Linked DNA regions of Homo sapiens: region 1 is linked to region 2. A link is a contact called in ENCODE Hi-C or POLR2A ChIA-PET data. All regions are on one chromosome and are shown on one strand. The core of a region is the stretch at or near the end of the contact, and the rest is flanking DNA. Distances in the headings are between cores, read along the strand shown.

The links. A loop is a pair of places that touch in the nucleus more often than their neighbours do. ChIA-PET counts read pairs that join two places held with the same protein, here RNA polymerase II (POLR2A).
Region 1: a map with no recorded cell type shows a loop between it and region 2 (1.8-fold over the local background). The contact joins two enhancer-like sites. A Hi-C loop is called at or near these places in 3 of 168 maps with a recorded cell type or tissue (B cell, Caco-2 and PC-3) and 3 of 37 single-sample maps with no recorded cell type. POLR2A ChIA-PET finds 5 or more read pairs at or near these places in 3 of 52 experiments (GM12878, OCI-LY7 and WTC11).

Annotation. Positions count from the first base shown.
Region 1 is chr12:89,815,076-89,819,051 of GRCh38, forward strand. LOC107984543 (a long non-coding RNA gene) reads left to right here. Exons shown (of 7, transcript XR_007063399.1): 6 at 816-877; 7 at 1,953-2,025. Among named protein-coding and RNA genes, the nearest start is that of ATP2B1-AS1, 110 kb to the left of the region's middle. Within about 2 kb of position 2,621, at least 2 of the 41 ENCODE cell types and tissues checked have a DNase peak (open chromatin) inside an H3K27ac peak, as active enhancers do.
Region 2 is chr12:89,782,102-89,786,185 of GRCh38, forward strand. The region is part of intron 2 of LOC107984543 (a long non-coding RNA gene); the gene reads left to right. Among named protein-coding and RNA genes, the nearest start is that of ATP2B1-AS1, 75 kb to the left of the region's middle. Within about 2 kb of position 1,835, at least 2 of the 41 ENCODE cell types and tissues checked have a DNase peak (open chromatin) inside an H3K27ac peak, as active enhancers do.

The DNA.
Region 1 (3,976 bases), core at 1,371-3,870, 34 kb after region 2:
TCAAGGGTCATCTGTAGTCACCTTTTAAAGTAAAACCTAAGTCTCCAGAATAACAGTCAGAATGTTATAATGTGATATATACTTATATTAAATATATAATATTATTAACTATTACTAATCATTGACTTATCGTCAAATTCTACCTCTTCTGAGAGGATGAGTTTTAGGAACTCTTTCAACAGTCCCACGTTAAGAAATTAATAACTATGATCGCCTTAGTCCAGACCTGAATGTTTAGATGGCATCATCTGGGTCCTGTTAGTGAATTAGAAACTATAATGTTATTCAGACATACCTTGAGATATTGTAGATTGGTTCTAGACTAGCACCATAAAGCAAATATTGCAATCAAGTGAGTCACATGAAAGTTTTGGTTTTCCAGCGCATATAAAAGTTATGTTTATACTATACTATATTAAATGTGCAATAGAAGTATGTCTAAAAAAACATACCTTAGTTAAAAAATACTTTATTGTTAAAACATGCTAATGATCATCTGAGCCTTCAATGAATTGTAATCTTTTTGATGATGAAGGGTCTTGCCTCAATGTTGATGGCTGTTGACTGATCAGGGTGGTGGTTACTAAAGGCTGGAGTAGCTGTGGCAATTTCTTAACATAAGACAGCAATGAAGTTTGCTGCATTGATTAATTCTTCTTTTGACAAAAGATTTCTCTGTATCGTGGAATTCTTTTAGGTAGTATTTTACCCACAGTAGAATTTCTTTCAAAGTTAGAATCAATCCTCTCCAAACCTGCCAGTGCTTTATTAATAAGTTTATGAAATGTTTAAATTCTTTGCTGTCATTTCTACAGTGTTCACAGCATCTTCCCCAGGAGTAGATTGCATCTGAAGAAACCAGTTTCCTTGCTTATCTGTAAGAAGCAACTCTTCATTTATTCAAATTTTTATCATGAAGTTGTAGAAACTCAGTACCACCTTAGGCTCCACTGCTAATTCTAGTCCTCTTTCTATTTTCACTACATTGCAGTAACTTCTGCTGCTGAAGTCTTAAACCCCTCAAAGACATCCATGAGGGTTAAAATCAACTTCTTCCAAACTCCTGTTAATGTTGATATTTTGACTTTCTCCCGTGAATCACAAATGTTCTCAATGGTATCTAGAAAGGCAAATCCTTTTTAAAAGGTTTTCAATTTACTTTACTCACATCCATCAAAAGAATCACTTTCTATGAAATTACTTCTTGATCCATGGGCTGTGGAATGGATGTTGTGTTAACAGAGAAGGAAACAATATTAATCTCCTTGTACATCTCCATGAGAGTTCTCGTGTGACCAGGTACATTGTCAGTAAGCACTAATATTTTTATTTTTTATTTTTGAGACAGAGTCTTGCTCTGTTGCCCAGGCTGGAGTACAGTGGCCCAGTTGTGGCTCACCGCAACCTCTGCCTCCTGGGTTCAAGCAATTTTCCTGCCTCAGCCTCCAGAGTAGCTGGGATTACAGGTGTGCACCATTACGCTTGGTTAATTTTTTTGTATTTTCAGTAGAGACGGGGTTTCGCCATGTTAGCCAAGTTGGTCTCGAACTCCTGGCCTCAAGTGACCTGCTCGCCTCAGTGTCCTTAAGTGTTGGGATTACAGGCATGAGCCACCATGCCCAAGAGAATTTAAAATTTAAATCACCATAACAAAGGCTAAGAATATGAAATAGTGGAAGGAAGGTATGTGATGGGCTTGTTCCCTTACAGCCAGGATACACTGAGGTACTCATGTGCAAGATTTGGAAGTTAGAAGTGTTGGGGAAGCTGTGCTTCTGTTTTTGCTAAGGGTAAACTTGATCAAGGAACAGTTGGTTTTCTGCAGTAAGGGAAACTGTACTAAATTCTCAGGTGTTGAGAGATGAGACATGGAGCTTCCATTTTGCTGGTGTGGATTGTGGATAGAGTGGTGTGTTCTTGGAATGAGCATTTGCATTTTCCCTGTTCTCCAGATTTCTGTTATATCTGAGGATCGTTTCTGGAATCTATGGCTAAATCTTGCTCCTCCAGCCCATACATTGCTAGGTAAGTTTCTATTTCTCTATATAAATGACTTTTCTGATTAGATAAGCTGGAGGGATTCTATATCGTCAACTTAATCTTAATATACTACTAAATGCTAAAAAGTACAAATGGTAATATTTCCCCTGACTTCCAGAAATATACTTCACATTTGTTAAAAATCTTACCCTGGAAGGTGGCAGAAAATGAACTAGATTCAAAGATTTTGGACTGGTAAATTTGCCTGTGGGTTTTGGTTTATGTTATTTTGAAATGTAATTTTAATAATTATTTATTTTTATCTCTATACACACATACATGGCTTAAGTCAAATTTTTACTAGGATTATAACACAAAAATAGACGCTATGTTAATCTACCTTTCTATACCTCAGATTCCTACTTCTTATAGATGTTTTAGCAATTTCTACTGGAATTTACATTTTTTTCTAAATAGCCTGCCTATGTTGCTATTTCTCGAGTTATTCCACTTTTATTTATTATCTTTTTACTTCCCTTTGTGGAAGATGAAAGCTTATCTTTTCTCCACTCTTCCATGACCAATATAAACATCTTTGCACTTTCCTTTTCTCACCATTTTCTTATCTAGATAGCAAATTTGTATGTCTTTAGTGTTTACATTGTCATGACTATACAGACATTATTACAGCTGAATCATGTAGTAAATAAGAATCACCTTTCCTTTCTCAGACATTGAATTTTTTTCCCCTGAGGTAATAATTATCTTACTTTTGCTTAGCTTTCTATGTACTTCTGTGCTAATTTGGCCAAAAATTTCCTACAGAGGTGTAAATCTCCTGCAAGATATTAAAACACATCAGGTCACTTTTTAATTTTTTTTTCTTTCTTCTTTGCTTCTTGGAAATACTCATTTGAGAGCCCACAGTCTTTCTGCTCCTAGAAGGAGCAGGCTAGGTCTATTGCACAACTGTCAACTGGAGCCCTCTCTTATGTTAAATCCCTGATTTCCTGAATCTTGAGTTTTCAGGTTTCTTGGTTTATTACCCCATTTTGGTAGTACCTTTCCTCTAGTAGCTTTCTGTGGTAAACGTTTTTTGGAGGGAACTTATATTTCTTTGTTCTACATTCATATGAATGATAAGTTAACTGGGTGTTAATATAATGTAATATTATTAAATGCTAGTGTGATATCCCAGCCCTGAGACATGCCTGGTGCATCCTGAACTAGAATTCTTCTAGTTAGTCTTTCTTGAGAGTAAAAACCCTAGCTCTTTCCTGAGGTCAGGAAGGGCAGTTCTGTGAATGCTTGGAATTGCAGAGAAGATAAATTTCTTGTATAGATGATCAGTTTGTTCTATTTTCAGCCCCACCTACACCCACTCTTTCAGAAATACCTCCAGTTTCTGAGCCTTCCTGGGGTCCTGCATTGTGAGTTGCAAGATATTTCTAGTCTGCTAGGTCAATAACCACTCATCCATCTGCTTTCTAGCTTTTAAAATTTTGTTGATGTCATCATAGTCTCTTTGTTCTTACAGGCTTGTGCTTTTTTATTCCCTTCACTGTTAATTTAGAGGGATTTGAGGAGTGGGGAGAAGAGGTTGATATATGTATACAATTTGTCATATTTCATTGGAATTTCTTTGATGATTGGTTTTATTATTTACTTATTTATTTTTTTGAGACGGAGTCTTGCTCTGTCACCTTGGGTGGCATGCAGTGGTGTGATCTCGGCTCACTGAAACCTCCAGCTCCTGGGTTCAAGCAATTCTCCTGCCTCAGCCTCCTGAGTAGCTGGGACTACAGGCACACATCACCATGCCCAGCTAATTTTTGTATTTTTGGTAGAGACAGGGTTTCACCATGTTGGCCAGGCTGGTCTCAAACTCCTGACCTCAAGTCATCCACCCACTTTGGCCTCCCAAAGTGCTAGGATTACAGGCATGAGCCACCGCCCAGTCAAGGATTTTGGTCCTTTTAACAAATTCAGAAACTTA
Region 2 (4,084 bases), core at 585-3,084:
ATTTTAAACATTATTTGGAAAGAGTTAGCATTAAGAACATTTTGTAACTGATACATGTCATTAATAGTTTACATTAGCTTCCCGCATAAGGGAAGATACTATCATACTTTATAAATAGGTCTTGTGGGAAAATCGCTTCTTCCTTGAGGTTAAACAATCTAATATACATTTTTAATGTAGGAATAGTTTAATGCAGTTTGAAAGGTAAACCATGTGAGGTTGTAACATGCCAAAACCCCAAAATCATTCATGGTATGTTAAAAACTCATTAAATGTGGTCTCCATAGTTTCTGGGATAAACACAGAAGCTAGAGAATGTATTTACAAGACTAAAAAATACTGCTCAAAGTGAAAAAGCAGACAATGGCTAAGGGAGATAAATTGTCATGTGGGAGAGAATATTTAGGTGTAAATAAATTCTAATAAAGTTAAACATATGAAAGATTATAACAGGCAGGTGACAGTGATTACCAGCTCCTTTCCTAATTCATTAAGGATGGAAAAGGAAGTGGTTTGAAATTGCAGTAGGAGAGATTTAGGTTAGATATCAGAAAGAACTTCCTAACAGTCAGGTTGATCATTTTTTAAAGAGCTCCTTAGAGACATTTAAGAATGGGATACAAACCTTTTCTCCAGGGATTTGTTTTTCTCATTGTTTTTGAGACAGGGTCTCCCTGTGTTTCCCAGGCTGGTCTTGAACTCCTTTCTGAGCTCAAGCAATCCTCCTGCATCAGCCTCCCAAGTAGCCAGGATTACAGGCATGTACCACCACACCTGCCAGCCCAAGGCTGATTTAAAAGCAGTTGTACCCAATCACAGTGACATTATTAAGATCGTGTTCTGAAATCTTTTTTATGTTCATCACTGAAAGTTGGTGTGTGTGTGTGTCTGTGTGTTTAAAGTGAATAGATGTGACTCATGATTACAAAATAAAGCAATTGATTCTACAGCACAGTAATGAAGCTAGGTGGCATGGTAAAACTCAGATACCTTGTGAAGATGCAGAGTGATGAGAGACTGTCAGAAATCCTTAGTTCATGGAAACTAAGTCCTGACTTTGAGGTTAGTTTAAGTGAAGCAGTACATTGGTAGAACCACCTGTTTTTATGAAAATCAGAAAAAATCCCCTTTGCCGTAGAAAATATCCTTTCAAAAACTAAATTTATAAGTAAAATAGGAAATTAGAATACTTCTTAAAACAAACAGAATCCAAAGTGTATCGGTAAGAACTTAGCTCTCTCATTGTCCTTGCATCCAAATAAGGAAACAAAAACATTAAAAGGCTGAGTGGATTGTTCAGGTTCCTGTAACTTCCTAGTGGCAAAACCAAGGATAAAACCTGTAGTGGCTGCTGTGGTGCACTGCTCAGATGCCTCCTCCACAGCCCTCCTCCCCACCACAGTTTTATGTCTGAGACACTCATTCCATCTGTCGACAGCTGGGAGTGTTAGTTGCTGAGACAAACAGCCAATTTCCTCTCCAGGAATTATCTTCTTTCTCTGGGCACTGTCCTCTGCCAAAGGGAGTTGCCTTGCCTAAGTTTATACCTCCTCCCTAGGCTAGGGGCAGCCTCTGTGGAAGGGGAAATTAGAAAAATCAGCCTCTTTACCTCAATTCAGGACAACCCTGAAGGGTCATTTCAGCTCCAGAGCTCCCTCAGATAGCAGCTGAGGTCTTCATTTCAATTACATCACCGTTCAATTTCTCCTGTTCACTCACTTCTGGTTTCATTACTCTGTCACAGGTTTGTCCTGTTGGTACTTCCCAAAAAACTTCCTGCATGCAATCTACATCTGAGTCTGTTTTCTAGGGAGCTGGACCTCAGTTAGTCAGTGCCAGGAACGCTCTGAGGTTTTGGAGCTAGATTATTCATTGGCCAGCTGGTAAAGAGGATGTCAACACTGTAGTAAGTGGAGGACTGAATGCCTCAAGGATGCTTTATTGGTCCAGTTAATATACTCACTGTTGGTGACTGGGAAGGGATACTACTGAAAGATAATGCACAGAGGGTTTTGGAGTAGTAATTATCGTAAGTCAATGAAATCAGATGATTCTTCGTGAGTGTTATCAGTGCATTGGAAAAAGACAAAGACTGAGGGTCGTTAAATTACCAACTTAAGGTCACTGTGGAAGTTAGAGTGTTTCTTAGGCAGGATATAAGGACTCTCTCCTTTTTTATGGCTATAGGAGAGGCATTGTTGAGGATCACATACAAAATTTAATTATAAGGCTAGTGAAATTTCAGAAAAAGTGGAATTCCAAACTCTGGCATGTCTATTCTACCAAGATCAGGGCCCTGAGTGAGAAGGAGCAAAATGCTGAGGCTTGAGATGGACACCTGGATGGAAACCTCTTAAGATCCAGATTGCCCTGAATCCGCAAGGGCCTGCCAAAGTGGGCCACTCCTCCTTATTAAAGGCTAGAAGACCACTTTCCCCCACCCTTTGCTTGAAGATAATACAGAAGGTTTTTTCTTATAAAGCTTTTACATCAGAGTCTACTGCCAGCTTGCTTGCAAAGACAGATGATCAAGAAACTGAAGGAAGACACCCCAATAACAAATCATGTCTTGTTTCTGGATCTATGTCAGAGTTGGAATCTACTGACTAAAGGAGTGTCTGGGTCCCCATGAGGAAGAAATCTACGATATCATGATGAGTATATGTAGCCATACTCCAATTACTCAGGATTGCATTATGGCCAGTAGCTACCATATTGGATACAGCTGAAGTATAACATTTCTATCATCAGAGAAAGTTTCTGAACAGTACTGCTCTGGAGTATGGGAAGACCCCAAGAAGATTTAGAGTATTTCTATATTGGTGAATTTTTTAGGGGTTCAGTAACCTGGGGAATGCAGGGACATTTTCTCCAAAGTAAAAGGAAAATTATTGTATCTTGCATTTCCCACCACAAAGAAGAATGCAATGCTTTGTAGATCTCTTTGAGTTTTAAATGCAGCACATTTCACACTAAAGAATCCTGCTCTGCCTAATGGCAAACTGATATGTACAGTAAAGACCTACAAAGGCCTTGGTCACAGAGGCTTAGGCCTCTCAGAGACTGGGGTGTAGGTTAACCCAAAAGGTAAGTCATGTAGACCAACAGAAGTGTTAGCTGTTGATGAGGAAAATCTAAAATGGGTAAATGACCAACCAGAATCTGGAGTGGCCATTCTCTGAAGGATGAACTCACTATACAAAGTAAGTAGATCCAAACAGTAGAATTAATGCTATGGCACCCTATCCTGAGCCCTCCTTCAGGAGCAAGGCCCTCAGTCTCTCAGCTGTTGGGAGTTGATATGGTTAGGTTTTGTGTCCCCACCCAAATCTCATCTTTAATTGTAATCCCCAGGTGTTGAGGGAGAGACCTGGTGGGAGGTGATTGAATCATGAGGGCAGTTTCCCCTATGCTGTTCTCATGATGGCGAGTGAGTTCTCATGAGACCTGATGGTTTTATAAGGGTCTCTTCCCCTTCACTTCTCTCTCTCTTTCTGGTTGCCTTGTGAAGAATGTGCCTGCTTCTCCTTCTGCTGTGATTGTAAGTTTCCTGAGGCCTCCCCAGCCATGTGGAACTATGAGTCAATTAAACCTCTTTCCTTTATAATATAAATTACCTAGTCTCGTGTATTTATAGTAGTGTGAAAATGGACTAGTACAGTAAATTGGTACTGCAGAGAGTGGGATACTGCTATAAAGTCACCTGAAAATGTGAAAGTGACTTTGGAACTGGGTAACAGGCAGAGATTGGAACAGTTTGGAGGGCTGTTCCAAAGACAGGAAGATGTGGGAAAGTTTGGAACTTCTGAGAAACTTGTTGAATGGTTTTAACCAAAATGCTGATAATGAGGTGGATGATGAAATCCAGGCTGAGGTGGTCTCAGATGGACATGAGGAACTTCATGGGAACTGGAGCAAAAGTCATTTTTACTATGCTTTAGCAAAGGTACTGGAGACATTTTGCCCCTGCCCTAGGGATCTGTGGAATTTTGAACTTGAGAGAGATGATCTGAAATTGGAACTTATGTTTAAAAGGGAAACAGAGCATAAAAGTTTGAAAAATTTGCAGCCTGACTATGTGATA